Regions from separate parts of the Homo sapiens genome. Here region 2 is linked to region 1. A link is a loop called in an ENCODE intact Hi-C map of the cell type or tissue named here. Cell type or tissue: Calu3. All regions are shown on one strand. Links, peaks and the distances in the headings refer to the core of each region. The heading gives the core; the rest is flanking DNA.

Region 1 (16,607 bases), core at 5,702-13,701:
GCTGATTTCCCACAGGGAAAGATGTCACTTGGAATTTAAAACTAGCTAGAGGGGAACAAAAAGAAAAACCTATGGCCTGTATCTGGGATTCCTGTGAAGTAAAAAAAAATGTATGTTGGGCAGGACGCGGTGGCTCACGCCTGTAATCCCAGCAGTTTGGGTCGCCGAGGTGTGTGGATCACCTGAGCTCAGGAGTTTGAGGCCAGCTTGACCAACATGGTGAAACCCCGTCTCTACTAAAAATACAAAAAATCAGCCGGGCGTGGCGGCAGGCGCCCTAATCCCAGCTACTATGGAGGCTGAGGCAGGAGAATTGATTGAACCTGGGAGCCGGAGGCGGCGGTTGCAGTGAGCGGAGAGATCACGCCATTGCACTCCAGCCTGGGCAACGAAAAACAAAAACAAACAAAAAAAAGTACGTTGGAGACCTGGAGTAAATATGGAAAAGGTAAAGCTATTCTTTGAGATACTTATTTAGGAGATCCCTCTATAAGGACTCTGTTTACATGGACCCTCCCCTGCCTTTAGTTGAAAACTGACAAAAGATTTAGACCCTGACTGCAAGATGAGTTCCTCCTCCTCTTTCAGGCTCTGGTCGGTTCCATAGACCTCTGCAGGGGCAGCTGCTCATCCAGTGAAATACTGGAGCCCCTCTTTCCTTAGTTCCCCTTACCATAGCTGTGGCAGGCCAGCTAATTTTTCAGATATAAATCTACTACATACACTAGGAGAATTCAACAAGAAAACAATTCAAAAAAAATGGAGACCACGTATCTACAGACAAGTTTTCAAAGTCCATGATCATAAAAGGAAAACTCCCTAAGATCCCAAAGTTGTCAGAAGGTACTTGTCTTGTCCTAGCTTTGTTTCTCTGATATCTTCATGTGGTGAATGTGGTTTACACGGAGTTAAGATGCAAAATTCTAGGTTTTAATAAAAGGAGTATGTTTGCTGTACTGCACAGAAAGGATCATTAAGCCCAAAGATTTTGACAACAATTAGGATAACTTTTTGGCGGTTTAGAGCCAGAGAAAGGGCAAGGAAAAGATCCCTTTGAAAATAAATTGCCTGAATTAAAAAGAGGAGAAAGGAGGAGGAGGAGGAGGAAAAATATGACAAAAGTTTTTCGAAGTGTTTTGTAGGAAAACAGAACTTTCTTAAGTTTTCCATGATAAAGCCCAGAATATAAGGTGGATAAGGATTCTCTTTTAAAAGTCCAGAAGCTAGGCAATTGCACACTATGTGGCTAAGAATTCCCTTAATTTACTCAAATAAGTAGTGGGATAATGCATACTCTGGTCTCAGAAAGAAGAAGAGAAACCAGAGCAAATCGTGACACAGATATTGCTTTTAACCACATAGGATTAAGAATGTCATTATTTCTCAGAGAGAAAAGATTTGAAAATATATATTATTAAAATTAATTTTAAATAGTAATAGTGCTTAATTTAACTGGATATAATTTTCATACTAGTTTATCTCAGTTTCCTTGGATGGGCTCCTCAGCTTGCAGACCTCTTGATGGAGAAACCACAGCTTACTCTGTGATGGGCAATTTTATATATCAACTTACATGGGCCACAGATGCCCAGATATTTGGTTAAACATTATTTCTGAGTGTGTCTGTGAGGGTGTTTCCAGGTGATATTTGCATATGAATCCATAAACTGTGTGAAGTAGAGTGCCCTCCCCAACGTGAATGGGCCTCATCCAATTCAATGAGGGCTTGCATAAAACAAAAAGGTAGAGGAGGGAAGAATTTGCAGTCTCTGCTTAACTGCTTGAGCTAGAACATCAGTCTTCTCATGCCCTCATACTGGGGCTTACACCACCAGCTTCCTGGGTCTCCAGCTGTCAGAAGACATCTCTTGGGACTTAGCCTCCATATTTGTGTGAGCCAATTCCTAAATATTATACACATACACACACATAATATACATATATATGTGCATATATACTTAGTGTTTGTGTATATATGCATATATTTAAAACCTGTGTGTGTGTGTGTGTGTGTGTGTGTGTGTGTGTGTATTCCTCTGGACAACCTTATCCCTTTTCCATGTTTATATCCACTTTCTAGAAAATGATGTCATCTAGTTCAATGGTTTGTCATTGTTGTTTTTGAGAGAAGTTCTCACTCTGTCCCTCAGGCTGGAGTGCAGTGGCATGATCATGGCTCACTGCAGCCTCGACCTCCTGGCTCAAGCGATCCAACCACCTCAGCCTCCTGAGTAGCTGAGACCACTGGTGCGAGCCACCACACTTGGCTGTTTTTTAATATATTTTTTGTAGAGACAAGGTCTCCCTGTGTTGCCCAGCTGGTCTTGAGAACTGGCCTCAAGGGATTATCCCACCTTGGCCTCCCAAAATGCTGAGATTATGGGCATGAGCCACTGCACTTGGCCCAGTTCAGTGGTTTTAAATTAGGTCTATACACTGAAAATTCAAAAATTTGTTTATTCCCTATATCCTCTAGATTATAGACTTGTATATAACTGCCTATACAATATATTCACTTGTATATCTCATAGACATCTCAAACTTACTATGTCTTAAAATGAACTCAATCTCTCCTACACATCCACTCTTCCCATCTTTTACATGTCAATAAAAGGCAACCTCATTCACCTTGCTAGGCCGGGAACTAGGTATTATCCCTGACACATTTCTCTCCCAAAATTTATATTCAGTCCATCAAGAAATCCTGCTAGTTCTTGCCTTCCAAGTTATATTCAGTATTCAATTGCTCTCTATAGCTTTCACCTTTACCTAGTGAGCCCTAATGAATCACACAGTTCCTTGAATCCATACCCCTTTGTAGTATGATTTTGTCTTCTCCCTTCAACAGGTGGAATCTATTTCTCTACTAGTTGACGTAAGGGCACGATTTATGGTAAATACAAGCTCTTACACAAGGAACAGTAGATAAAACAGATATCTTAGAGGTACTCCTGGAACTGGGGTTAATCAGAAGGCACCATGGCAAATTAGCGTCCAAGATGGAGTTGCCTCCACACTAGTCCTTGAAAGTTGTAAGTTGCTTTGACCAAGACCAAGTTCAATGCTTCTCTTATGGAAAAGTACTCACATTATTCTTTTTGTTGTGAGCTAAACTAGCTGGTTTATTTATGAAATCACATTTTGACTTGAAAGCATATCTGACAAACTATAGTTATTCAGAGTTGATTATTTGGAAGAATATTTTCCTTAAAAATGAACAAATTACCTGTCACTTCAAGTATAAAAACGGACAGGATTTGATTCTGGTCATAAAATTTTGAGTTTACAAGGGAAAATTGGAATTTGGGAATACTTGTATTTACTATGGTGAGGTACATAGCTTTCCAATACTTAGGGACTATACTATACTATACTATACTATACTAATGAATAATATGCACCAATGTTTTGATAATCTGTATAACTCAGGGAACCTAATATTTTCCAAATGACCAATGCATGATATCCCAAAATAACATTCAAAGTGTAAGAGAGACCAGTGGATTTTAGCATAACAGAGTATTAAAAGCACATTGATATGATTGCAGATTTATCATTGCAACTTACCTTTAAGAATCTAACACCTGTAGAATTTTAGCATAGTATCAAAGAATATCTATAATCATCTTTAAAAGCTAATAAAATACTTCCTCTTGCCTCACACATTTGTGTGAGGCTGACTTTTCTTAGAATACTTCAACCCATATAACCTATAACAATTGATTGAATTCAGAAGCAGAGATGAAAATCCAACTGACTTCTAAGAAGAAAAGAAATCTGCAATAATTGCAAGAGATTTGCATTAAAAAGATTTGCAGCAATTTAAAACAATGCCACTCGCTAAATTTTTTTTGTTTTAGAAAATATACGATTTTTTCATATAATGTTATTTATGCTAATATTCCATGAGTTTATTATTATTGGATGTTTTTAACTTTTGTCAGTTTAATTTCCAATACATGTAATATATATTGATTAATATAGCTCACACAGAATAAAGTTCTCTGATATCCTCAATCATTTTTAAGAGGCTAAAGGAGCCTGGAACCAAAAATTTTGAAAATTGATCATTTAAAAAATTCTGGTCTAGACTAGTAGGGGATGAAAGATTAATAGCCTCAGCCAACTTCCACACATGTATATCTGACTGTGTGAGACCAAGGAGCCCCCTGCTATCTTGACAACTGTCTGAAAATGCACAAGTGAGCCATGAACATGCCAAGCACATTTCCACCTCAGGTCCTCTCAACTCGTACTCTGCCGGGAATGTGCTTTCTTCCAAAACAGAGCTGGCTTGCTACCTCACTTGATTCTGGTGTCTGCTCAGATGTCACTTTATCAAGGATACCTTCTCTGATTACCTTATAAGAAACAGCAAATAGAACCTATCATTTTCTATCATGTTATCCTGATTTAATTTTTCTCTTTTAAATTTTAATTTTTCTTATGAGAAATTCAAAAGTACAAACAATAGTATAACAAACTCCTGATATACTCATTACCTAGATTTTTAATTAATAACATTTTAACATGTTAACTGAATCTATTTTTTTATTGATGAATTATTAAAGAAATCTAGACATCATGACATTTTACTCCTCTTATACGCTTCAGTATATGTCCCCAAAACATAAGGATATTTTCTTATATAACTGCAGGATTTTTACCATACTTAAAAAAATTAACAATTTTTAATACAATCATATTTCCCAAGCTGACATAAAATGTTGTTATTGTTGTTTTTTATTGCAAATTCTTAAAGGTAATATTTATAAACTGTTTAAGATTTTAACACTTCCAAGAAAAAAAATGGCGGTTCTGATAGCTCTGCATCCTCCACAATATTAGCTAATACCAGTCTTTTTTACTGAATCTTTACTAATGGATGTGTAGTAGTATCTCATTTTAGTGTTTTTATTTGAATGATGAACAACGATATTGAATGCTTTTCATGTGTTTGTCATTCATGTCTTTGTGATGCAAAATGCTTATTGGTCTTTTGTCAATTTTTTCTTGCTGTTTTTGTCATGTCAGATAAACATTTTATGAATGTTTTATCACAGTGCCTGTTCTATTTTCTTAAAGCTATCTCTATTATGAACCAAAGTTTTAAATTTTAATAGTATCTAGTTTATTATTTATTTTTATGATGTTTGCTTTCTGTGTCCTAAGAAATCTTTGCCCACTCCATTCACAAACACATTCTCCTGTGTTTTCTTCTAGAGGCTTTGTAGTTTTGCTTTTATGTTCATTTTCAATCTCAAATTACTTTTGGTGTATGGTGTGAGGTAAAGGTTGAAGCTCATCTTTTTGCATATGTGTATCCAACTGTTCCATGTGCTGAAAAGACTTTCTCTTCTCTGCTGAGTTGTACTAAGAAAAGCATAGCTTCGTTATTGTGGTATTCGTGCCAAAAATAATTACCTGAATCTGAGTTTGGTCATTAGGAAACATTAAATGGACCAAAGATGAATGTCATCTTACAGAATGTAAGGCTTGTGCTTTTTAAAACTATCAATGATATGAAATCCAGGAAAATATTGAGACCTGCTCCAAGACAGAAGAGACTGAAAATAAATCATGACCAAATACAGTGTTTGTTCTTGGATAAGATTCTGGAACATAAAGAAAAAAGAACCGTTTTAGATCACTTGATAGAATTTGAATGGTGTCTGTGGATTTGAGGGTAGTGTTGTATCAATGTTCATTTCCTGACTTGGAAATAGGTATGTGGTCATGTACTTTGTTTTGGAGTGTTTAGGGACAATGGGGCATTAAGAGTACAACTTGCTCTCAAACATACTCTAAAAAAATAACAAATGATAATGGAGAAAGTGAGAAAGTGATGAAGCAGCTGCAATGAAATAGTAATAGCTAAGAAACCTGGATGGAGGGGCAGGGAGGATATAGTTCTTTGTTCTAAACTTGCAACTTTTCTGTTTGTTCAAAATCATTTCAAAATAAATTATTATAGAAAAGAATTAATCAGAGTGGCATTCAAGACACATTGCTTTAGGCCAGTTCAAAAGTGATTGCAACACATTTGGAAATAATTTGGGTAAAATATAATCAAGAATCATAAAAAATGTCTGTATTCTTTGACTCAGCAATCTAATTCTTGAGAGTTTACTTAATATTAATCATAATAAATAAAGTATGCAGAAAATAAGCATTGCAGAATTATGTGTGATAGAAAAAAAATTATTAAAGAGCCCCAATATTTAACAATGAGGGACAGTTTAAATCATGTTACACTGACTTGATGAAATATAGAAGTTAAAAATAAAGTACAGAGACCTTTTAAGAGAAACAAAATATATGGTTAACTTGGAAGCAGAATACAAAAATTTATCTCTTAAAGTTTATAATTTAAACAGTGTAATTTTCAAGTACAAAGGAATTGGAGATACATTTGTGTTTCTTCTTATGCTGGTATAATGTTTTTTCCATAATAAATATTTTATGGGAGTTCCAGCACCAAGTGACTACAAACTCTGTGAGTTTGAATTTCAGTGGAAATCAAGTAAAAATCTAATAACAGTTATCAGGAGCTCTTTTAATGACTTCCGTCCATTAACATAGAAAAAATGCCAAGATGAGCATGAGTAAAAATTAAAATGTGTGCAGAATAAGCACATACAAATAACCTTATCTTTGCTTAAACACTTCGTAGCTACTCTATGAAACACAGGTAATAATAATAATGTAAATGGTTGTGGCTGTGAAAAGAGACATTTTGAAAAAAACGCAATGTGATTTAGTCATTAAAAGATGATGGAATATAAGTTGAATTCAGGGTTTTGAACTTAGAAAATTAGCAAAAATGATAATTTTATTAACAGAAAATAATTGAGAGGGGAAATTTGTCTTATGGGTAGAATGATGAAGTCACCCTTGGGTATGTTTCATCTAAGGTGACAACTAACTTAAAAGTGTGTATTTGGGAGTATCATGGTAATATAGTTCAAAGAGGATGGAATGAGAGGCGTAACTTAAAAGTTGTATTAATATAGCTAAGGGTAGATAAAGATGATTTAATTTTAAGGCAATATCTTGAAAGCAGAGACTGAACAGCGGAATAAATAAAGCTTTCTGAATTTTTACTTTAAACAGAAATATCTCTCTTGTTGATGGCTTAGAGCTCATTCTTGATACTTATCTAGTCTGACAACCTATGCCTTTCAGTTGGAGTTTTTAGTCCATTTTCATTTAATATTATTGATATGATTGTATTTTGGTCTATTATTTTTGTTATTGACTGCATGTTTATGTCCCCTCAAAATTGTATGTTGAAATCCTAACAACAAGTGTGATGATATTGGGAGGCAGAGCCTTTAGCATGTAATTTAAGTCATGAGGGTGGAGCCCTCGTGAATGGGATTAATGCCTTTGTTAAAGAGATGCCTGAGAGCTCTCTTGCTCTGCTCTTGACCATGTGAATATACAACAAGAAGTTAGCTGTCTGCAGCTTGGAACAGGGTTTTCTCCAATGTCTTCCTAAACTGCATGACCTCTAATATGAGTTGACCTCTTCTAGCTCTCAGCCTTGAAGCAGGAAATCTCTTCTAGGTCTTGTGAATACTGCCCTGCATATGTGCAGCTCAATCCTTGGCCAATTATATATGAGGAACTCCCACAAACTTCTGGATTTTCCTCACCGTTCAGCTCCTCTCCTTAGGTATGCTGTTCCATACCTGCAGTTTCAGCAGACTGGAACTTTAATCCTCTACTTCCTCAGCCCGGCAGTATGACTATTCTGCTCAGGCTCTTTAGGTTGATTTAATCGCAATCTTAATTTTTGGTGTTAATTATTACTGTTTTACTTGTCTTTCTAGTTGTGTGTGTTATACGTGAACACATATATGTGTTCTTTTACTTTTAATTTCCAGCTGACATGTTTACTGTGTATAGTCTATGCTTTTATACTAAACACTATTTTTGATATTCATATGTGCTGATGCATGTAGCTGTGGCTTCATTTTCTATGATCTATCAACATATGAATATACTAAAATATAGTATGGCCATCTTACTGCTGATGAACATTTGCGCTGCTTCCACTTTTTTGCTATTACAAAAATTTTGCACAGGGTGGTGTTATACACATCGTCAGGTATACACGTGCCCCTGTTTCTGTAAGCTCTGTGTATCTACAAGTGAAATTTTCGAAGTCTTTGGTATGGAAATTTTAAAACTTAAAAGATAATTTCAAATAGGTTTTCAAAGAGCTCTTTTCAATACACTCTGAAACACAGCCCATGAGAGTTTCCATTGCTCAACATACTTATCAATATTTAGTTCTATCCAACTTATAAATTTTAGCCACTATGGTGGATGAAAATCTTATTTTATTGTACTTAATCTGCCTTTCCCTGACTACTAAGGAGGCTAAGCATATTTTCATATGTTTGTGGGTCATGCATATTTCCCCTAGCAAAAAGTATCTATATATACTTATTGCCCATTTTTCTACAATGTTGCCTTTTTAAATTTATAGGCATTCTTTATATAGTATGGGTATTAATAATATCTTGGTTATGATGTTTATCAAATAGCTTGGCTTATCTCTTTCTCTCAATGGTCACTTTTGAAGACCAGAAGTTTTTCATTTGAATATAAGCAAATTTCTCAGTCTTTTCCTTATCATAAGAGCTCTTTGTGTCTTGTATAAAAATTCCTCTATACTGCAAGGATGTGCCTTTATTCTCCCTTGTTCTTTTCTGAAGTTTTACAATTTTACTTCTGTTATTTGTTATTGTTCCAATTGAATTTGATGTTTGTGTATGTTATGAAGTAGAGATTCATATTCACCTTTCCATTCAACAGTATTCCCAGTATCATTTATTGAGGAGTCCCTTTTTTACTCTCTGTTCAGCCACACCAGTTCCTTTAATTATCATACTTTCATATTTGAGCATGAATCCATTTTTAAGCCCACTATTCCAGTCCATTGTTACATGTGAACTGGCGGATCTCCTTTTTAGGTTGCTGCTATAAATATAGTCCCACTCCCTACATTTTCTGGTCTCTGTGGCTTTTTAGACTTTCTGGCTTTAACTCTCAGTTTCATATTCACAAAAAGAGGATCCAATGGACCCAAATTAATCAGATGTCTACTCCAAGTCCCATTAGATATAACATGGGATCAGAGTCTCCACATAGCACATATATGGCCACTAGGGGCCCACCTCTACCTCCAGACAAGATGAAGCCTTTTGTTCCCAGGAATGGTAGAAGCATCATACTGTAACCATTCACAATCTCAGAAAAGTTTGACCAAATTCTTTTCAGAAGCTTCTCAGCAAAGAGCCCCCAAAATAATTCTGAAAATAAAATATACTTATTAACAAGACAAGGATTTATTCGAATGATAATTGATAATACTCCAGAGGGTGCTATGGAAGGAGCATGTGTATGTTGATGGCAGGAACTTAAGTTCATACAACTTTTCCAGAGAGCAAATAGGCAGTATCTATCAAACACTTTAAAAAGGTGTAGACCTTGTGATTGAATAATTCTAAGACATTATCTTATGAGAATAATCATAAGTTTATGAAAAGATGTCTTAGGGCAGTTTTCCCAGAAGCAGACCCCAGGCAGGGATTTATTGCCAGTGATTTATCAAGGAAATGCTCCCATGGGAAAGTGGTAAACAAGTGAAGGAAGTAGAAGGAGAAAAAGAGAGGAAGCCAAGTAAGGGTGCGATTTCAGGGAACGTTCCAGGCAAGCGTCAGCTGATTCTTCAGGGAAACTCAGGAGTTGAAGTCATGCCTTGGTGTTGTCCCATCAGAGACAAAGTTCCTGTGCAGTCATAGCTGGACACCTGCCAGTCATTGTTTAAGCACTGAATTTCCAAGGCACTTAATGACGTTGTTACAACAGGTGTTTTATTCACAGAGTTAATTATAATAGCAAAAAGAAACCAAAACAAAACTGAAATGATGTAATTAACCATAAAAAATAATAAAAATATCATCATTAAACATCTAAAACTTAATATTTAATAATATTTAATATTTAATAAAATGGCAAAATGATCATGACCATGCGTTTTAAATAGCAAAATATAAAATTATGCACACAGTAAGAGCTAAATTATATTGTAGGGAGGGAGGGATCCCACATTAACATGTATGAATATAAATAGGTAAGTTGCATCAGGCTTGATGCCGAATCCCTTGTGGACACATTTAGATGCCTCAGAATTGGCCAAATGAAGTTTTCTGTAACCTCACAATATGTGGCTAAAATTTAGATGAAGCATGAAAAATTTCAGCAAACAAGACTTTAAAATATATACATATAAGAAATAGAAATTTTAAATGGAAATGACTTTTTCAACCTTAACTATAGGATTGGCACTTTCACATTACTGTGTAATCCATTTAACATCCCTGGGCAACAAAGAACTTTATCATCCATGGTTTACACCTGTTTCAAGCAGCATTTTTCTGATCTCTTTTAAAAAATGAATTCTAGATTATACCAGATTATTTAATTTTATATATATATATATATATATACACACACACACACACACACACACACACACACATGACCCCATCACATTCTTTACATTAGGGTTTATTTTACTATAGTAACAGTCCTCACAGTAAAGCAGAATCTGAAAATGCATGTAGAACTGTAAATTAAATGTTAAATATCTCATTTTATTTTATTGCCTCTAACAAAAATGAATCATTTATTTTAAAGTTATTTAAAGGTTATTCTAGAGATATATAGCAAGAGCATTATCCTAACTATGGGTAAGAAATTTGCTTTGAAAGATAATTTATTTATTTTAAAAATTATTTATTTTTTATTGCTTATCAGCTTAAGGAGATTTTGGGCTGAGACGATGGGGTTTTCTAAATTATACAATCTTGTCATCTGGAAACAGACAATTTGACTTCCTGTCTTCCTATTTGAATACTCTTTTTTTTCCACACATTATTCCTCACTTTTGAAATCAACTGTATTCTTCTTTCATGTTTTCAGACACTATTTATTTTCCAAGACCCAACTCCAATCCCACCTCTGGTGATATTTCTTCAAATATGTTAGTTTGGATTTCTTCTCATCTCTTCACTTACAGGCACTGCTACACAGTTTACTTCCTGAATGGTCTTGGTTTAATATATACCTTACATCTTGTTTTGCTCCCAGCTAGACGGTAAAATTAGAGAGGGTAAATACTCTAGATTCTATTCTTGTCTATACAGCAACCATTACAGTTAAGGGATTATAGTAGGTTTGAATATATATATATATGTGTGTGTGTGTGTGTGTGTGTGTGTGTGTGTGTGTGTGTGTGTATACACATACATACATACATATGTATGCATTGGCTAGTAATACTTTGTCTCTATTCTATAGAAAACAATTTACTGTCTAGTTGGATAAACAGCCAATGAAATTAATGATTGCAATATGCTAGATAGATAATTTTAGCATGAAGAACAGCCATTATCACAGAGAAAATGTAGAACCACCAAAGGATTTTGCCCATAGAGCGACATGATTAAGTTGCATTTTTTTAAAGTCACTGTCAGCATGATGGCTGGAGATGGGGAAGCTACAGTGATAAGCCAGGCACTTGTCTAATGGCAGTGGCACTGTAGAGAGACAAAGAGATTAGATAAATACTTAGGAGGTATAATTAATAGGCACAGCTGTGGAACATATAGGGAGGTTTAAATGGCAGTTTTCAGGCTTGAACAGTGGAGTGAACAGACATATTATTTAAGAGAAAAGAAGAACAGATATGGGAAGATGATGGCTTCATGTTTGATCATGTTGAGACTGCGGTATTGAATAGCCAAGTAGAGATGTTCAGGAAAATATGCTAAGATGAATGTCACAAGAAAAATGTTTGATGGAGTTGAAGATTTAGAAATCACTTGCATATAGATATTAATTATAATTTAAAACCATGGAAGTAGATGGGCTCTACCCAAAAAAAGAGGACATGATAAAAAGAGAAAAGGACCTAAAACCCCAAGAAGTACCAACATTTAAAAGTTAAATAGAATAGGAGCTCTCAAAGTAGACTGAAATGAGAGACCAGAGAAACAGAAGGAAAATCAGGGGAGTGAGATCTTTGGAAGACAAGAGAAGAGAGCGCTTAAAGGAGCAGTTAGTAGCTTATAATGTTAAATGTTCCCAAATGACCAAACAAGAAAAGGACTGAAATGTGGGCATTTAATTTATAGATAAAGGTCATTCTTGACCCAAATGATTGTGGTGATGTAGCAAAGGCAGGGCCAAATGAGAGTAGGAGAAGTGAATGGAAGGTAAGAGAGTAAATACATCAAGTAGAGAGAACTCCTTCAATTGTCTATTCTTTTGTCTATTCTATTTACACTGTGGAGTATATTACAGAGTTAGTTGGTTTTCTAAGTCAGTATAAGGCCCAATCAAGGTTAAAGTTTATGCAGATTAACTGTTATTTTTAACAACAATCTATTAATCTATTAAGAAGTCCTTAAAATAGATTACAAGGACTTCTTTGATTTGTCTCTTATGTGGCTGAATTCCTTGATCTTTGAGGCCACTCCCCAGCATCTCATCATGTTTACGTCCTGTTACCCGAAAGTACCAGAGTGTTTCAGGCTTCCCATTTTTATACACAATGCTTTTCTCTGCATGCATTGCATTTCACGTCATACTTTCTCCACCTGACAAACTCCTCCACATCCTTTTATGATTCATTCAGCTCCCCTTCTCTTCAAAGCCTCCCATGATATTTTTCTCCTTCGATGTAAGAGAGATGCCTCTAATACCAACACCGTGCTTTGTATCTGTCTCTTTTATGGCAACTGTATAGTCCAAATCCACACACTTTGAGTATTTCCTTAAAGGACTTTGCCACATTTTCTTTGAATAGAGACAAATTCCTCAGAAAATCATAGTTAGCAATGCCTATTTTATTATAATCCACTGAGATCTTATATTTTCCACAGCAAGGAGAGGTATTTTATGTTACAATACCTAAAAATAATTTTTGGTTGTTTCTAATATTAAGCAGAGATGACGTGTATGAATACCATCAATATCTGAAATGAACTGTAGCACACACTTCCATAATGGAAATAGTTCTTAAGGTCAATTTAACCATTTACTGAATTTTCCCATGTCTCACAAATGTTATCAGCTTTAGGAAGTAATGAGTGTGTCACTCCCAGATGAAGTTTAGAAGTATTAGGAGCCACCATGTTGGAAATGAATATGAGGGGAAAAAAAGCTCTATAGGAAATAAGGATTTGGGAGAAAGTAAAGAATGATCTTTCTGTCCCTCAAGGAAGAAAACAACTCTAATGGTGATGCTATAATGTGCAAGAAATGGTAAAAGATAATAATCCTCTTCCAAACTATTAGCCATCATTAAGTGGAAAATAAAAGTAAAAATAAAGAAAGTAAATTATATAATCTTCAAATTCAGCTGACGTATTGATGAACTAAAATGATAGGAAATAAGATAAAAATGCATTGTTAGTAAAATGCATGAAAGGGAGATTCCATCCTGAATATAGATACTAGTCAGATATTAGAATTACAGAGATTATTATGCAAAATATAATCATTCTGGAGGAAAATAGTATGATCAATTTTGTTAAAACCTATTCAAACCTATTTTGTAGCTCATTATAGAATAGAAAAGGTAATTAAACATGTAAAACTGCTACCAAATCCAGTTTCAAAGCATTAAGCCTAGAAATATTTATATTCCTTTTAAAAATAAATCTAACATAGAACTGTAGATTCAGAGAGTATGAAGCAGAACAGATAAATAATGCATCCAATTTAGTTAATAATTTTTCTATTTTTTCTCTGGACTGAAACTCTGCACAGGCATGGAAGCAAATTGCTTCAGAAACTATGAGAAAGGAAATCAAGCTAGTAATATGGAATTGGACCAAACATAGACTATGATGTCAAAAGGATTTTTTTTTCAGAATCAATAGGTGATGAAAGACTTATGAAAATTATCCAGAGATTTATTTGATCAAAACCATATGGCATCCCAACCAAGGCAGCTTTGTAGTAAAGCTAGTCAATTTTTGTATGGTTGGTGCTCAAAGCATGCCTTTTTTTTAACAACAAAAGTAATTGCCTTTCAGTTTCCAAAATATAGCGTGTTAATATTATTTTTAAAAATTTTGAATTGGTAACACATTCACACTTTTCAATATGAAAGCAATACAGTAGAAAGTCTGATTGCTCTCTTTGTCCCTCACTCAGTTAAACTTTTGTGAGTTTCTTGTTGCATATCCTTTCAGTTTCTTTATGAAAATGAAAGTGAATATGAATACACCAGAGTGTTTTCACCCTTTTTACCCAGGAAAAGTTACAGTCACTGTTTCTCACATTATTGTTATCATTAAATGCATATATTGGAAATCTTTCTATAGCAATAGCATTTTCAGATTTATATAAATTATTTTGGGAAAAATATACATTATCTCATAGTATTTATGATCTTCTAATTTTCACTCTTTCCAAATTACTTTTACTTTTTTTTCTGTTTTACATTTTTGCTTTCTTTTTTTTTGATAAAGTTAGATTGTGGTTTATCTGTCTTATTATTTGTTGAAATACAAATAAGTACACATAAAATATATACATATATAATTTTAATGGAAACTCCACTATATATTAAATTGGAAAAACTGACTTCTTTGTAATTTTTATCTTCCCATCCAAGAACAATGATATGATCTTAATTTTGCCCAATCTTTTTTGTCATTTAGCAAATTTTATTTTTCATGTTTGTTCCTTGCTTTCTAATTAAATATCTTACCTATCTTTTGAATGCTTGAATAGTAGGAGTCTAGCAGTTGAATAAATATTCTTCTTCATATTCAGAATGGTTCAAAGTGCTGGATTTCTTTTTCTTTTTTTGTTTTTGCAAAACATAATTATTAAGTGAAAGTGCTTTGGAGTCCATTAGGTTGTCTTTGGACCCACACCTCACCATGTTCTAACTGTAGGACTTTGGGCAAGTTATCTAATCTCTGTGGGCTTCATTTTTCTTATCTGTAATATGAGAATGATTATAATAATAGTGCCTTTATCATAGGCTTGTTGTGATAATTAACTGAGTAATAGATATATGGCCTAGTAATGTTCCCTGGCATAATAAGCACATGAAAATGATGATAATGATGATGATAATGATAAAGTAGAAGAGTCACTTGATTTGATCACCCTGGCAAGGAATGTGCAAGGGGTGGGTATGTGTGTTTATGTGTGTCTCAATAAACATCTGCTTAAGCAAATTCAATTTGCTTCCCTTTAATTGTCACAAAACTAACTTATTACCAATTATCCTGTTTCTCAAGACAAAGTTGAAGAATGCACCCCTTATTCCTCTTTCTCACATACCTCCAACTCGCAGGCAAGTCCTGTGGTTTTTCCTGTAAAATATAACCTGATTCACACTCCTGTGCATAGTCTCCACTGCTAACACTGCATTCCAAACCTTCATCTCCAGCGTGGTCTGTTGTATTCACTTCCTAACACTTCTTCCTAGCTCCATCTCTCATCCTCACACAGCCTTTTCATATAGCAGCCATAGCGGTTTTTTTTTTTTTAATTTAACTTAAATTAGATTTCATTATTCCTTGCAAAATTTCCTAGTGGCTTTCCATCAGATGAACTCCAATTTATCTACAGTGGCTTAATGGACCTCCATGATGTGACTTCTGCCTGTATCTCCAATGCGAACTGGCATTCAGCTCCTCCCTCAATCCACACCAGCCACAACGGCTTTTCTGCTATTCCTTGGACAGCCACGATCTTCCTGCCACAAGACTTTGTATTTGGCTTTTTTTGTTGTTGTTTGTTTGTTTAATATTAAAATCTAACCCTTAAATCTACTATATAGATGGTTTTCTCACTATTTTCAGGTCTTGGCTCAAATGTGGGGTTGTCAGATTAGAAAATAAAAATGCAAGACGCCTAGTTAAATTTGAATTTCAAATAAACAATAAGTAATTGTATATTCTATGTCCCAAACGTTGCATGTGACATACTCACGCTAAAAAGTTGCCATTTATCAAAAATTCAAATTTAATTGCTCATCCTGCATTTTATTTGACCATATTACAATTATCTCCTCAGAGAAGTCTTCTCCGATTACTCTTTATACGATAGACTCCTCCTTTTCTCTCTTACTCTCTAATTTCCTACTAGCTTTATTTTTCTTCATAGTACTTAAAACAACCTGAAGTGTTTTTTACTTTTTCTGTTTATGGGATAATTTTTCTATGTAAAAATGTAGATTTTATGAAGACAGAAAATTTTTCTTTTATTAAACCCTATTTCCAATGCTCAAAATATAATGGATGCTCGAAATACATGTAATGAATGGGTGGCAAACAGTTATGCTAAACTTAACACACCCAAGATCCTTTCGTACATTTTTTTTGAACATGGACTATTTCTAAAGAAATTTAAAGGTAATTCTATCATACAGACTCGGAAATTTAAAAATCAATGTGAGACTGTTCCTTAAGACACCTTCATGGACAAACCATAAAACGTCATCTTCTTCACTTTTATGTTACCCTTATGCAACATCCAGTCTCAGTTAAGATTCTTTCTTA
Region 2 (16,607 bases), core at 2,919-10,918, 530 kb after region 1:
AATAAGCGGGCTTTCTGTGGGCCTGTGGTTGTAATTACCATGGCTCAGAGACTTGGACTTAACGTAGACAGATGCTCACTTTCTGATTTATCAGTTATCTCAGGCTTTAACATACCACTTAACCTTAATTATTTGTCACTATTTTAAAAATATTTTTGAAGAAGATACAAAATAGGAGTTAAGCCATTCTGCTTCCTCAGTTACATGTGACCATCACACTATCTACAGTGGCGTTAGTGCTAAAACTGAGTTTATAAAACGCCTGTTGGCCAGGCGTGGTGGCTCACACCTATAATCCCAGCACTTTGGGAGGCTAAGGTGGATGGATTGCTTGACCTCAGGAGTTCGAAACCAGCCTGGGCAACATGGCAAAACCCCATCTCTACAAAAAAAAATACAAAAGCTAGCCAGGCATGATAGCAAGGGCCTGTAGTTCCAGCTACTCAAGAGTCTAAGGTGGGGCGATCTCTTGAGCTCGGGAAGTCGAGGCCGCAGCTAGCTGTGATTGTGCCACTGCACTCCAGCCTGGGTGACAGAGCAAGACCCTTTTTCAAAAAACTAACAAACAAAAAAAAAACTCTTGTTGAGCTTGTAGTTACTACCATCTTTAAATTTCCTATAAGCCTCTACCCATTTGGGGGTATTCTGACTTCCTACACTTGATTCTGTTCGGGGAAGGGTCAGTCCCTGTTGCCTTTTATACCTCCCTTTAGAAAGCCAAGTTCACTAGAGTTGCCTTGGCAGCCCAAGTTTTCTCAAATGGCCAACCTTGTTTTTTGAACAAGATAATTAGTAATTGTCATGAAGTGTTTATATTTTAATCCTTCTAATGCCTCTTACATTAAGAAAGCTACATCTTTCTTAACATGGGATCATATATATTAATACATTTTTTCTGAGTTTCTAAAAAGTCTAAAAATACAGATTTCATTGTGTCCAGTCACCTCACCTACACTTGCGCCTGGGTTTTGCTATTGTGAAATCTTGGCCACCCGGTCATGCTTATCTAAGACTTCGGTCACTTCACACGGAATCTTTCATCATTAAGTTCAAAGAAGCAGTTTCCCTCAACTGCCTTTGAAGGAAGAGTCAAAATATGTCCCTTGGCAAATAGTCACTGGCAAATAGTCATTTGGCAAGTTGAGACTATAAGGAGGATGCATATTTACCCTATCTTTAGGTTAGTGTTTTGTTTGGCATTTTAAAAGGATCATCAGCATGTGCTACCTGAGTGCACCTCTGTTTCATTCACACTTAGGAAGAAATAGGTACAGGAGGAGACCATTGCATTTTGTATCAATAAATTTATTATTTGCAAATTGTACCCATTTATACAGATAGCTGGCCTTCCTTCCTTCCTTTTTTCACCTAATATAAACAGAGCACCTGCCACATTCTAGGTAGTATTCTAGGTATTAAGGCCACAAAGATGACTAAAATGCAAGACCTTCCCTAAGGAAAAAAGTCTTCTGTAGCATAAACACTCATGAAATATCACTACTTTAAGCCAAAAGCTATAACGTACAAATGTAAATTATTTTAAGAGGAAGCTTTGGTCCTTCAGCAGAACCCAGGCTTATGTTCACACCAGAGTAGAGAAAGAACTGCCCGTCTCCCAGGGCTCTACTTGGTGCTCAGCAGATACTGGCTGAGTGAATAAAAAGGAAACCTTCAGGATCAGAGATGCCTTTGGATATCATTCTTGCCTGAGATCTCCCTTTGAGGTCTTGCTATTCTAATAATATATCCATCTTATTTTGGATTCTTCTTAAAGTTAGTCTTGTCATCTCGCTCACTGCCCCACTGTATACCTAAAGACTTACTTCAACACTGATTGGAATTTTTCAGGTTGTCCTATACAGAAGTCTAGACATACAGCATTCTGCTGTCACCTCCCCCATTCGTATTAGCAATCCAGGTTATTTGGCAACTTTGGAAGCCACACCTTTGGGATGTCAGTCAAATCAAACCAAATTTCCAGGTCCTGGGTTTTGTCAGATTCTTGCGATCGTATGCAACTCTCCTCTCAGGCTCTGCACAGCAGCTTTTGTGTTGCACAGAAGCTGAGAGTGTGACTGGAGTCAGACTGCCTGGGTTTGAATCTTGGGTCCACCACAAATTATGCTGACTTCCACATGGGTAATAAAGGCAAGTTGCTTTACTTCTTTGGGACTCTGTGTCCACATATGTAAAGGGCAAATAATAGTACCTAACTAATGGGTTATTTTGAGGACTAAATAAATGAATGAATGCAAAGCTAACTCTGGCTGGCATATGGCCGTTGCTTACTCTGCACTGTAACTATTTTATAGCATCTTCTTCTGAGTCGGCCCAAGCTAGCCAACATGGAAAGCCCCCAGCGTCCCCGCCCCCCTTTGTTCCCACCCCATCAGCCTGCCTCCAGTTCTTCCTGCCCTCTAAGGACACTCACACCAACAGCTTTCCTTTTACTTTTTCATTTCATTGTAACCCTCAAATATTATCTTTCTCCTCCTTGGTTTTAGAGAAGGGAGTTTCTTATAGCCAACTATGGAATAATAGGTTGTTTTTTTTCTATTGCAGCTGCTTTATATAGGTATTTATTTTGTCCCAAATTCACCCTTACATTATTTTTCTGCATCCCATCAAAACCTTTTTCACATACAGTAGTCCTAAGCATTTATACCTGTTTTCTCTTAAGGATTAGGCCTAGTTTCCATTAGCTTCTAGATTTTTTTTTTATACAGGGTCTTGCTTTGTTACCCAGATTGGAATTCAGTGGTGCAAACACAGCTCACTGCAGCCTCAACCTCCCAGGCTCAAGCGATCCTCCCACCTGAGCCTCCCAAGTAACTGGGACTACAGGCACTGCCACCACACCCAGCTCATTTTTTTTGTATTTTTTTGTAGAGACAAGGTTTTGCCACATTGTCCAGGCAGGTCACGAACTCCTGGCGTCAAGCAATCTGCCCGACTCGATCTCCTAAAGTGCTGAGATTACAGGTGTGAGGCACCGTACCTGGCCCTTCAAGATTTCTTAAAACAAGGCCAGCACCCCACAAGTATTTCTTCTGTCTTCGTTGATTTGTTGTTCTTCATTCACTCATTATTTTATTCATCTAGCATTTGTTGAGTGCCTACTATATCCTAAAGAAGATTAAAAATAGTCCTTACCCTTGACTCACATTGGTAATTTGTTGGTAATATTAGTCATATGTTAATATGTTGTAAAGAGACAACATAATCTAGCATATTTTAGGCAGTCACATTAGGATTGAAATCAAAACCCTATAGAAACATGTGCTTCAAAAGTATGTGGCAAGTATATGATACAGAATTCTTTCATTTGAACATAACGTAATTTGCCGTTTTAATCGGTAACAAATAACATTCTTGTAACACTAAGAAAAGTAGTACTCCAGGACATACAGAAAGTTTACATTATCCCTGACTCAGTTCCTCAAAAACTTGTTTAGAATAAAAAATGTTTTTAAAAGTATGATAGCAACAAAGTTTAAAACTAAAATGATTTTAAAATGATATAAAGCAACTAGTAACCTAACACTTTGTAGATACAAGCTTTTAACAACATTGCTCTTTAACCAGTGTCTTTTGCTAATAGACGTAATATACCTGCTTACTACATAAACTCTGTATGAAAGGCATCTGCATGAATTAAGTAGCATCAGTCTTTTGGCATCTTAGTGTACACATCTTTAAATCAAGTGGATTTGATCAGATTATTTGTAAGTTCTCTTCCAATTTTAACATTCTTTAATTGTAGACATTAATAGTGCTTTTTCTAGAAACTGATGCAGACTTGTAGAATTCTGCATCAGTCAGCAGAGAGGAAAGAGCCTTCATATTTTTCATGAAATATGTATCTGAATCAAACATCACAAGAAGGTTGCAGCATCAAATATAGGGAGGCAGGCTCCTTGTTTTATTTCACTGTAATTCTAAACTAACACCTATCAGGGTCAAAATTGGGACCACCATTTGTAATGTTGCATTTCTTTACTTAGTAGTCTTGGGAACTTCATGGCCATCCTGAACTGATAATAGGTTTGTAGGAATTGCCAGCATCTAAGAGTTTAAAATACACTAAGTCCTCACTTAACATCCTCTGTAGATTCTTGGAAACTATGACTTTACGTGAAATGACATGTAACAAAACCAGTTTTACCAGAGGCTAATTGATATAAACAAGAGTTAAGTTCCTACCATATATTTCTGGTCACGAAAACATCACCAAACTTCTAAATAAAGACCTAAAACATTTCTAATAGTAACAATTAAAGTAAGCATGAGTTATATATACATTTAAGAAAGGTTAACAAAAAACAAGTACAATGATGATTCCCCATTTTTAATGAATCAGTGAGTGATAGTGGTTGTAGTGGTGCTGTGTTGAATGACATGTAACAAAACCAGTTTTACCAGAGGCTAATTGATATAAACAAGAGTTAAGTTCCTACCATATATTTCTGGTCACGAAAACATCACCAAACTTCTAAATAAAGACCTAAAACATTTCTAATAGTAACAATTAAAGTAAGCATGAGTTATATATACATTTAAGAAAGGTTAACAAAAAACAAGTACAATGATGATTCCCCATTTTTAATGAATCAGTGAGTGATAGTGGTTGTAGTGGTGCTGTGTTGAATCAACGAATAAATGTTTGCAAAGCAAACATTGTAAGGAGCACCTCCTTCTGCCATGCAGTTCAAACACATACCATACCCAGTGTGGCAGGCTCACTGAACGCTGTTGTCCTGCAGTGTTTATTGTTGTACGTTTGTGTGATTATCACCTGCTTTAACAGATTTGTATTTTATAAGAATTTGTATTTATTCACTCATTTATTTTCCAACTTGCTTATTCCAGTCCAGGGTTGAGGGTGGCCACAGCCCATCCCAGCAGCTCTGCAAGCTGCAAGGTAGGAATCGACCTTGAACAGGACACCATCCCATTGCAGGGTGCACACACACACACACACACACACACTCTCTCTCTCTCTCTCTCTCTCTCACACACACACACACACACACACACACACACACACTCAGATTAGGACCATGTAGATACCCCAGTTCACCTAACGTGCACATCTTTGGGATGTGAGAGTACCCAGAGAAAACCCACACAGCATGAGAGAACATGCAGTCTCCACACAGAGAGTGGCCCCAACCGAGAACTGGTTTTTATTCCCCTCCTAAAAGTTATGACACAATGATGTTGAACAAAACCATTGCTGTTTGAGGACCTGCTGTACTACAGCAAAGAAGTATGCAGTACTCCTCTAGGGGACACCATCCACAGTGTGTTCTCCATGGAGGTTACGTTGTATTTATATATAATGAATGGCGCCCCCGACAGCTGTGTCACGTTTTGAGCATAGGAGCAAACATTCCTATTTTTCCAGAATGAACAGAGTTTTACTACATAGTTGCTATCGACCGGCCATGCTGTACAGGCCCTGTACTTTGCCATTGTTCATCACTTTCTCTTCAATCGTAACTTCTCCCCATGTATTAGAAAGCAATTTTAGATCACGGTAAAGTCATGACGCTGAAAAATTAGGAACATAAAGCCACCTTTTTCTGCGTGGTTGCCTCAAGTGATGTACTAAAGCTTTACAAACAAACATATAAACCCCTACCCTTCTATGAATACTGTTTTTCTACTCTTTATTTATGTTTTTATTTATTTATTTTTTTTTTAGACACAGGTTCTCACCCTGTCACCCAGGCTGGTGTGCAGTGGTGCAGTCACAGCTCTCACTGCAGCCTCGACCTCCTGGGTTCAAGTAATCCTCTTGCCTCAGCCTCCCAAGTAGCTGGGATTACATTCACTCACCACCACACCCAGCTAATGTTTTATTTTCTGGCAGAGGCAAGGTCTCACTATGTTGCACAGGCTGGTCTCAAACTCTTGGCCTCAAGCAATTCTCCCACCTCAGCTTCCCAAAGTGCTGGGATTACAGGTTCCAGCCAGCCGCAGTCAGTCTCCTCTTTATTTAAATGTTTGCTATGATGATGCATTTCTCTTAAGAAAACTTCATAATTGACATATGTGGATTTAGGACTACCTTCCAGTTTTTAATGTTGTCTATTTCTGAACTAGAAGATGGTATTTTGAGATGTTTTGGCAAGTGCTAGTATTTCAGGAAAATTTCAATGTTATCAGAGTAAGTTATTTTCATGCTGTCATTTCTCTGATAATATAGCAGTCTTGATGACAGTGGAGGAGTAGGTAACAAGAACATTGATTGATGCATTTAGTTAGCAAATGTTGTTGAATACCCACTCTGTACCAAATACCATGGTTGTCCCTATACAGTGTGTGCCTAAAGATACTAGGGCCTGGGCCTAGAGCTCCCTCTATTGGGAAGCTGAATGTAGATGGGCCAGAGCATAACATGCAGGAGAATGGTCCCAATTCAGGGCAGCACTAGAGCATCCCACTCCTAGGAGGCATAGCCAGTCTCCTTCTAATGAATGTCCTGTATTTTTATTTAAATGTACCAGCCTTTGTTTGAAATTCCATTCCATTGCAAAGCAGAGGTAGATTACAGACTAGTTTTTATCACATTGTTTAAACTTGAATGGAGACACAACAGTTTTCTTTAAAGGTGAAGCACATTCAAGATCAAGGTCTGTGGAAAAACTCCTTCTTTATTGCAGGACCAGAAAAATAAAGGCACCAAGGTGCTCAGGCTCCAAAATTGCAGGGAATTTAATCCCAAGGGATGTTGACTGACTCTGGGAGGTTTTCAGGGTGTTTTTAATTCATCTGTTTCCCAACATAATTCATTTGTAGCCATGACCTAAGCATTCTTGTGACAGAAAAATGGGTTCACAATTGACATCTGTGTTAGAGAAACATGACTAATAAAGTCTTCTTTTTTCACCATTCCCTTAATAATGGGGAATGAAAAATTATGACCTTTCAAGTCATATAATTACAAATTTCTAAATGAACCATTTAGAATTTCTCTTTTAAGGATGCAAATTAGTAATCAGTTGCTTTACAGTGTAATACAGGCACATGAGGTTATATTTATATGTGTAATAAAAGGTTTATGATAATGACAGAGTAGAAAATTACACCATAAATCACATTTTCCTTCTTAAAAGATAGCAAATTAAATATGCAAATATTGCCAACTGAGATTCACAAAAGATGCTATCTTGAAATATTTATGTAAAACACGGACCCATTTCACCTATTCATTGTAGTTAAGTTTTAATTTTAGATTATAATATAAGTGTGTTTTGAGGGGACAGATGCGTTCTGTTTTTCCCAGTGACTTCTGTGTTATTACAATATTCATGCTTAAAGGACGGCCAGATAAAATAAAAATTTGTTCATCATTCCAATAATTAGACTCTGCTTCCCATTTCACCAGTCCATGTAGAACAATATTCAAACATTGCTGTACTTTGGCCATCACCATATTAACTTCCCTTCTTTAAATTTGATTGTCTTTCAAATTCTATATTTAATTCACACAGGTCTCAACTTGCTTGCTTTATATAATTAAGCATGCTTTTTTTCTTTTTAACCTTAAACATTTCTATTTCCCTTTTCTCTCGTAAGCCCTATATAACCTTTTAAAATCATTTTAGAAGACTTCTATTAGGCTAATAACTTCAGTAATGTTGCTAGTCACCATTGCTACTTTCCTTTTTGCTCTTCTAAAATAGTATTGTAACTGACTAGCAGAGGACAGTTAAACATCACTCCAGATTCTGCTAACGGGATACTTTGAACACTTCAAATAGTGGTTACTTAAACCTTAATATGAGTATTTTTTCAACACACACATTTTTTAGCCTGTGAACTAAAAAGCCTATTATGTAAGTATATCCAAATACAGGGGTATTTGTCAGCACATAGAGAAAAAACATATCTAAATGTAACACTGAATATTTTAATTACTATCATTTTGTAAAAGATGTACTTTTTTGAAAGTAATAGTAAGAAATCCCTTATGCTGCATACAATATGCAGTATTATATGATAGCATCTAACACCCATAAAAGTAGTTGTCATGTGGATATTTAAAAACATGCGTTATGGGATGGGCGCAGTGACTCACACCTGTAACCCCAGCACTTGGGAAGCTGACACTGGCGGATCACTTGAGGTCAGGAGTTCAAGAAGAACCTGGCAACATTTAGTAGAGAAGGCGAAACCGCATCTCTACTAAAAATACAAAAATTAGCTGGGCGTGGTGGTGCATGCCTGTAATCACAGATGCTTGGGAGGCTGAGGTGGGAGAATCACTTGAACCCAGGAGACAGAAGTTGCAGTGAGCCGAAATCACGCCACTGTACTCCAGTCTAAATGACAGAGCGAGAGATTCTGTCTCCAACAAAAGAAAAAAGGACATGCATTATTATGGACATGCAATAGAAATAAAACATATAATGAAAATTGGACTGTAAATTTCTAATTCCCACATAATGTAAATGGTCATCAGTGGTTTGAAGTGATTTATAAAGTTCATGGAAAAATGATCTCAGTCATTAATTGTAATAGTTATCAGCCTGCTGTTCACTCAGAGCCTACCAGATTTGAGTACACTTTAGAAATCTATGCATTTCAAAGTTGGACTTTATTTTGTTTATTATTACCAAAACATGGAGTCATGTGATAACCATGAAATAGCACAGTCTATGCTTTTTAATGATAACCAGTGCCATGGTAGAGCTGAGAAATTGAGATCTGTGGAAGAGTGGAGGATTCAGGGACCGTATTTCAGCATCGAAGTGTTCTGCTCTGTTCATCTTTGGAAGAAACATGCCGTCTCTGTGTCTTCACAGCCGAGGAACTATGTTCAGAACGTAAACAAGGCTGCACCTTGAACTGTCCCTTCGGTTTCCTTACTGATGCCCAAAACTGTGAGATCTGTGAGTGCCGCCCAAGGCCCAAGAAGTGCAGACCCATAATCTGTGACAAGTATTGTCCACTTGGATTGCTGTACGTATTTGTTAATTCAGAAAAGCTATTATGAAGTGCAACTTGGTGAAATGTTTCTACACATTTTGTTTTATATGTTGTTTGTGAATTAATCTATGGTATATTGAGCCCAGAATGTCTATACTTGTTTTGTTAGGTGATTCAGAAAGCAGGGAGAAGGTTGTATCTCCAAAAAAAAAGAATCAAGTTTTACTTTTACTTTTTATGGACATGGGCCAGACACACCCTTTGTGCCTGTTATATGAGACTTTCCCATAGCAGAGTCCTTTAGACACTGCTGGCAAGATTAGGAGATGGAATTGTGAGGTCCCAGTGTTGGAAGTGCTACAACTCTTCACACCTGTCCCAAGGTCTATTTGTGATCATTTATTTAACACATACTTTAAGATCAATTGAAGACCGACCCCCCACTCACTTGAAATACAGTGCATCCTTAGCTGCCATGCCTAGGTGTCTCACCTTGGAACTAGTCAGCGTTTCGTATTTTTTTCTTTATCTAGCGTTAGATTTTTATGAATTTTCTTGGAGCTAAGGGCCATTACTTTTATTTTTTAATATACTTTATTGAGTCAAACCCCATGAGAATCTAGATTATTCCAGGGGGGGAAATAGACACTTCATATTTGTTTCTTTCGTGTCTGTATAAGCACCTATATTTGCCTTTATATCAGGTTGATGCCTTTAGAAAAATCACCTTAATTTATATTTTTCCCTTTGCTGTCTTTCTTTCATTTCAATCTGTCTTTCCAATTTGATATGTTTATGTAGTGCTAGATTCCTTTTCTTTTTTTTTTTTTTTTTTTTCAGGCAGGGTAGTGCTCTGCCACCCAGGCCGTAGTGCAGTGGCACAAGCATGGCTCACTGCAGCCTCAACCTCCCAGGCTGTCAGTCCTCCCACCTCAGCCTCAGCCTCAGCCTCAGCCTCCCGAGTAGCTGGGACTAGAGGCATGCGCCACCATGCCCAACTAATTTTTGTATTTTTTGGAGAGATGGGGTTTCACCATGTTTCCCAGGCTGATCTGGAACTCCTGGCTCAAGCGATCAGCCTACCTTGGCCTTCCAAAGTGCTGGGATTACAGGCATGAGCCACTGTGCCTGGCCTAGTGCTAGTAATTATAAGGGACTTAGACCTATCATCTCTTTCCCATCTTCTGTCAGTCATCTTTTTCATTCTTCATTTAAAAATTCTAGGTTTGGGAGGGGTCGTCTTTATAATTTTCATTGGATAATTAAATTGGAAACATTGTTCCGTAAAATTCCCCAAATAAAATAATGAATCATCATCATTCTTAATCCTAAAATAAGAATATGATGTCAATAAGAGTATTATGTCTTAGCCTAACTGCTCATATAAAATGAAGTAGTTGTATCACAATAGTAGGTAGCTTCAACCACTTGCTACAGTATCATGACAGTTCAGAATCAAGGCTGTGTTCAAATCCAACCGTCATGTTGGAGAAAAATCTCTTAGGAGATTGTAGATTTCACTTTGTATTCCTGTCAGCACATTCAGGGAGGACCCAGTTGGACACCTTGGACAACTGAATATTATACTGGCTAGAACACATGTGTTAAGGACACACACCAAAAGAGAATTCTTGGCCAGACACCACGTGGGAGTGTCAGGATGAAGGCAGCAGTTGGTGCCCCTTTTATGTACCTGCTGACTAAAGAATTACTTTCTGCATGCAGCAGATACTTCCAGAAGGGAGGGAGGGAGGGAGGGACGGATGGATCGTAGGTGGGTGGGTGGGTGGATGGATGGAGAAACAAATGAGTACACAGATAAACCAACAAAATCTCCTTCACTTTCCTATTCATGGAGTTGCACATTCATCTTTTTATTGTGGTGTACCACTCTCCCTAATTAAATCAACAGTCATGTCATTGAGATTCTGAGAGCCACATCCTAGAAGCACGTAAGTGCTTGGGCAACTCTCTGCCTTGGTCATGAGTAAGTGGTGGTAATGGCCACAGGGAGCTAATTACCCATCACTCCAGGAATCTTTGAGAGCAAAAGTCAAGTCATTCTGTTTAATAGCAATATCACTTTATTGACCCTTGGTCTGAGTGCTTGGGCATCATTTGAGACTTTGTGATTTTCTGACCTCTGACAAAATTTTAATTACCCAGGAAGAATAAGCACGGCTGTGACATCTGTCGCTGTAAGAAATGTCCAGAGCTCTCATGCAGTAAGATCTGCCCCTTGGGTTTCCAGCAGGACAGTCACGGCTGTCTTATCTGCAAGTGCAGAGGTAAGTGTGTACACATGGCCCTTCCCCCTCAAAGCAGCCAGGGGCACCGAAACAAGGAACATAAGGACACCCTGTAATGAAATGGTTTCGGTGGTTGCTGCCTATTCTAACACAAATGTCAGTCTCTGTGGGACCGTCCCACAGGACTCCCTTTTCCTTTCATTTTTATGAAGTAAAAGCTCAGAATAGAATGTAAAGTAAGTATATGATGGACAAGCACATTGACTAAATTAATCACTTCCTAGCTCTTTTTACTTCTATCAGGAACTTTAGCCTAAAGCACAATTATCTGAACCTCTATAGAGCTTCTCTCTGTTCAGGAGTAAGATTAATAAAACTGCAACAGTAAATAGCCCCATTTCAAAGTTCTAGAGGGTGGGTATAGCTCAGAAGTTAGCTGCTGTATTTCCAGATAACAGTTTTCCATGAGAATTTAGCCTTTGGCTGAATAAGCACATGCCAGCCCACAGCTGTGAATAAGCACAGAGCCTGGATATCCCTGCTGCCTGAGGCTTCTCCAGGGAGCTTCCTGAAGCCACTGAGCATGCACCCTGACCGCCGTTTCTGCCTTTACCCCAGCTCCAGCCCTGCTGCCTATCCCTTTTTATGTTGTACTTGTCAGCATGATGCACAGATTAAACTATAAAAGATTCCTAAACTTTGTTTTACGATTTTTCAAAACTGGACAGTTACCACCTTAATGGTGTTTCTAAGGGGTTGGAGTAAACAAAAATCTAGTCACTGCTTTAATTGTTCTGCTGAACAAAACTCTGTTATTTGCAAGGGGCCCAGGATGTCCCCATTGGATGAAGCTTCTAGAGCGATTTTTCTGAATACATTCAACATATTTGTAAAATTTGTTATAAAATCAGTGCTTGTTTATTGTATAAAATATGAGAAAGTACAGTGGAAGGAATAAAAAATCAGCGATCATCCCACGAATTGGAGAGAAACTATTTGCCGGTTTTTTTCTCTCTTTTCTTTTTTCAAGATTGAGAACATACTGACTTAAATTCTTTTCATGAACATGTCCCATGTCACAAACTGTCCTGTGTTAGACGTAATTGTTGGTGGCTGGGGTCCAGTCCATGTACAGACTCTGTAGCCTGTTTCTCCTGTGCAGTAGCCACTTCTTTACCAGGCTGCCTTTTGTCTGTCCAGAGGCCTCTGCTTCAGCTGGGCCACCCATCCTGTCGGGCACTTGTCTCACCGTGGATGGTCATCATCATAAAAATGAGGAGAGCTGGCACGATGGGTGCCGGGAATGCTACTGTCTCAATGGACGGGAAATGTGTGCCCTGATCACCTGCCCGGTGCCTGCCTGTGGCAACCCCACCATTCACCCTGGACAGTGCTGCCCATCATGTGCAGGTAAAAGCTGGCTGCCATCTGTGTGCTCCATAAGCAAATGACTTCTGCCTTGCAGGGCCCTAGACACATTTGTAACTCTGGGGAGGTTGGAGGGGACAACCCCTGGAACACTTTTCAGCACTGTGTGGTTTTTGTCAACCACCACCACAGAATCATCCAGGCACTATCAGTGAAGAACCAAAGACCAGAGAAAATTCTATCATTGTAGAAATGGCTCTCCTCCTTTTTGAATGATTGACTCAGTTATGTAAGGTCTTTGGACTACATTTTTGTAAAGGTTTGTGGGCTGATGTTCTTACATTCCAGCTCTCCATTTTATTGATAGCATATTAAGTCTGAATGTCCTCATTAATATGAGGGGATTGGTACTAGTTTTATCCCATAAAACCTTATCACATTTAAAGTAATGTTTGAGAGGGAGAAACTTTTTGAAGTCTGTGGCTATTGCTCTTTTTTAAATTAATAGACATGTGGCACTCTTGCCAAATGGAGAGATTTAGAGTGACCACACGTCCAAAACATTTAAAATCATAATCATGGTAATCAGGATAAGTTACTAGAAAACCAGAACAGATTTGTAATTCAAGGGAGTCTGAATTATGATTGTCAATAACAGTAATTATAACCATAAACTTCATCTAGTACGTTTTATCCAAAGAGCTCAACACAGTCTTATATCTATTATTTCCCTCTCTGTGCAGGCCACTTTGAGTTAGGGAAAAACACATTGAGGCAGTTTCTCATTTGGAAAACAGACACAGAAAGATTGACTGTCTTACCAAGAGTAAAATAGTATGTCCACCAAAAGGCCTGGGAGAAATGAAGTCTCTCAAATCTTGTATCAGATTTCTTTCAAAGTTAAGTCTACTGTCAGATTTTGGAGGATGATTGTTTTTCCTCTGGTCAGTCCAGGTCCTGTATCTCCCTGTGCGTGAGTCCACCTGTGCAAAAGGTGTAGCCGGGAGCCTGAGGCCTGGTCCTTGTGCAACAAGACTAGCCTGGGAGGGAAACTGACCTTGTTCGCCATGGTTGGGGAGCAGGGGAGAGGGACACTTGAAGTCCCTTTCAGCTCTGAGATTCTGCACAGCTCAATAGCTACAGTATCAGAGTGACAGGCAGCTCCCATACCTTGTAGAAAACGAGATTACAATGCAGAAGAGATGACTCTTTTTATTTTGTTTTGTTTCCCTGTAGTTCAGTTAGAGGTGCTCCATGTCAGAACTCTTTCCTTTTTTCCGATATTTTGCTAGTTAAGTGTGAAAAACTGCTAGAGTCCCCTGCATAAGAAGGTAAATGAGGACTTTAATATGATAGAACTCTGTGTTGACTCTTTGGGGAGGGAAAAATCATGTGTTTGCATGAAGACCCCTGCTTTAATTATAGGTGTGAATGCATAGAGGAGGGATTTGTACCTGGGTCTTTGCTAAACATGTCCTCAATGAAGAATTCTAACAGCTAGATTGGTAGAAATGCAAAGACATTAAGAATGGATAATTGACCTGAGAACTGAAAATCAGTAGAACCAGAAAGATCTTTCTCTATTACAGAGTCATGGAAAGTTCTTACGTAAGCACACGTGAAGTTGTTGTTGATACCTTACTGTGGGTGTGTCAACATCTGGATATACGTGTATGAAAACACATTTCTGTAGATGGATGTGTAGAGGTAAATGTTTTCTGCAAATCTTTAGCATGTTGCCACATAAGCCTCCTTCTGATTAGAGACTCCAGAGCTGTTGCATTCACGGACTCCTACTTTAAAGAATATTTTTCTCCCCTCTTCATTCCAAGATCAGCTGTTTTTCTTCTTGGGATACATGAGTATCTCCCGAACTCTTCTAATGAATATTTACTAAATGATAGTGTCTCTCAGATTTTCTGTCTTCCATACACTCTACATTTGAGTTTCTCTTTTGTCTCCATGTCTCTGGCCCCTCTTGTGTTTTGCCTTGAGGCATATCGTACGGCAAAAAGGTGAGCCAGAAAGCATACCTGCAAACACGCACGTCAGATTTCTTCTGACCACTTCCGTACATGTCAGCATTTAACAAGGCAGTAATTGTCAGTCCTCTCTAAGCCCTTTTTGAAAGCAATAAGGGAGGCTTTTGCTATATTCATTTATCGATACTCTTTGGGACTTTTTGTTTCTCTGTAAACCACAGATGCACATTTACCATCTTGTTCAGCACAGTTTTCATTGTAATTCTCTTCCTCTCTCTTGTTCTTATACTGGAAAGTTGGTTACAGTTGCTTGTGAATGTAAGCATTGATTGATGAGTATCAGTTTTCTGTGATACTGTCCCTGGGTCTAAGTTCCAGCCTTTTGTAATTCCCTTGAGATAAAGCTGTATTAGAAGTTGTTACCCTCTTAACTGGAAATCAGCCCACATCACTTAATTTCATTAGTATTGTTGACTCTCATGCTAACCACCACTTTGAAAGTCATAGCCCCAATTCACTCCTAAGAAGATTTCAGCTCTGAGCATCTCTGCATATATGGGCCCATTCTGGGGCGTGACTTCCACTGAGCTCCAAGCATGAGCTAGCCGTGATGTCTCCAGACTCTTTCTCGGCGGGATTCAACACTGTCAACACATTCCTGAAGTGCTTGTTGCATTTGGATTACGTGACTATGGTTAATGTCTTCATACTTCTCATTTCCCCAGCAAAACTTCAGGGCAACTCCCAGCCCCTCTTCAGACATTTTCAACATTAAATTCCCTCTCTATCAGTGTCATCTCTCCAAGAGACCAAAACTACCTCTCCTCTGGGGAAAGAAATGATAGTTTTCACCAGCCTGCCAGCATTTACCTCTCTTCATGATGATATTGCCAAGCACATGTTTAGTCTCAGGTGAGGGTTTTCAGACTGTTGATTCTACAGGAGCATTCCTGCTCAGTTTGCTGGCAGCTGGCTTAGATTGGGGTGTGGCCTGCTCGACAGCAGGACATATTTCCAAGCATAAAAGTACTCAGGATCCCAGAAATAATAAAGCAGATAGGGCATCGATCATTTGGAAGTTTTATTTAATCTGGAGACATATCCATGATCCAAACAACCATAGACTTGGGTTGCAGTTTCCCTCGTCTCTCCCTGAGCTCTCAGTTTCCTCATGCATAAAATAAGGTGACTGTAAGGAATAAATGAAATAACACATGTGAAGTGCTTAGCATGGAAATAACTGAACCGTACCAAGTATTCTGTAAATGAGAGATCTGAATCCGAGACAGTTCCTACACATTCACAGAAATGCCAGAAGAGGCCCCTGTTCTCATCTCTAGAGTGGGAGTCCCCTCCCTGTAATTTAATGATCTTATTGAATTCTCTTATTACTGTTGACAGACTTAAACCACTTGAACCTCACGTCCTAATATTAGCTCTTTTGCCATTGTCTTCTGTTTCCATGCATGGAATATTTTCTTCACTATTCTCTTAATAAGAATAGAGCGAGATGCTCTTCACAGTTCATCTCTTCTATCCCTTAAAGCAAACAGCACCAGGCTTTCAAGAGTTGGAAAGATTGCAGATGAATAATGTGTTCTGATTTTGTGTCATTTCCCAGATGACTTTGTGGTGCAGAAGCCAGAGCTCAGTACTCCCTCCATTTGCCACGCCCCTGGAGGAGAATACTTTGTGGAAGGAGAAACGTGGAACATTGACTCCTGTACTCAGTGCACCTGCCACAGCGGACGGGTGCTGTGTGAGACAGAGGTGTGCCCACCGCTGCTCTGCCAGAACCCCTCACGCACCCAGGATTCCTGCTGCCCACAGTGTACAGGTAAGCGACACCATGCCTTGTGGGTGCTTGGTGGGGAAGGATGCAGCTCTGGGTGTTGTCATTCTGTGGGACCCACAGGGCAGGATCAGCCCCATATGGGAGTGTGCCAAACCCAGTATCCCATCAGGAACAGCTGGCAGCCTGCTTCCTGCATGTATTCTCTTTATCAACCACCTATTTATGCAGTCAGCATGCCTCACACCTGAGATGACTGTGAAACAAAAAAGGAGACTG

Evidence for each region. Peaks named below come from ENCODE experiments on the same cell type or tissue, not always from the same donor. Only the 100,000 strongest peaks of a DNase experiment are listed, where the experiment ranks them.
Region 2: it touches region 1 in a loop (6-fold over the local background); 7 of 110 quality-filtered maps call a loop at or near these places.

Annotation. Positions count from the first base shown.
Region 1 is chr2:35,964,149-35,980,755 of GRCh38, forward strand. No RefSeq gene overlaps it. Among named protein-coding and RNA genes, the nearest start is that of CRIM1-DT, 380 kb to the right of the region's middle. In Calu3, for the core only: no CTCF peak of the experiment used is centred there; DNase peaks (open chromatin) are centred at 9,193 and 9,793.
Region 2 is chr2:36,501,170-36,517,776 of GRCh38, forward strand. CRIM1 (cysteine rich transmembrane BMP regulator 1) reads left to right here. Exons shown (of 17, transcript NM_016441.3): 9 at 8,814-8,970; 10 at 11,104-11,225; 11 at 12,387-12,596; 12 at 16,158-16,373. Among named protein-coding and RNA genes, the nearest start is that of FEZ2, 89 kb to the right of the region's middle. RefSeq lists an enhancer at 6,224-6,768. In Calu3, for the core only: a CTCF peak has its summit at 6,361 (motif pointing left); a DNase peak (open chromatin) is centred at 6,382.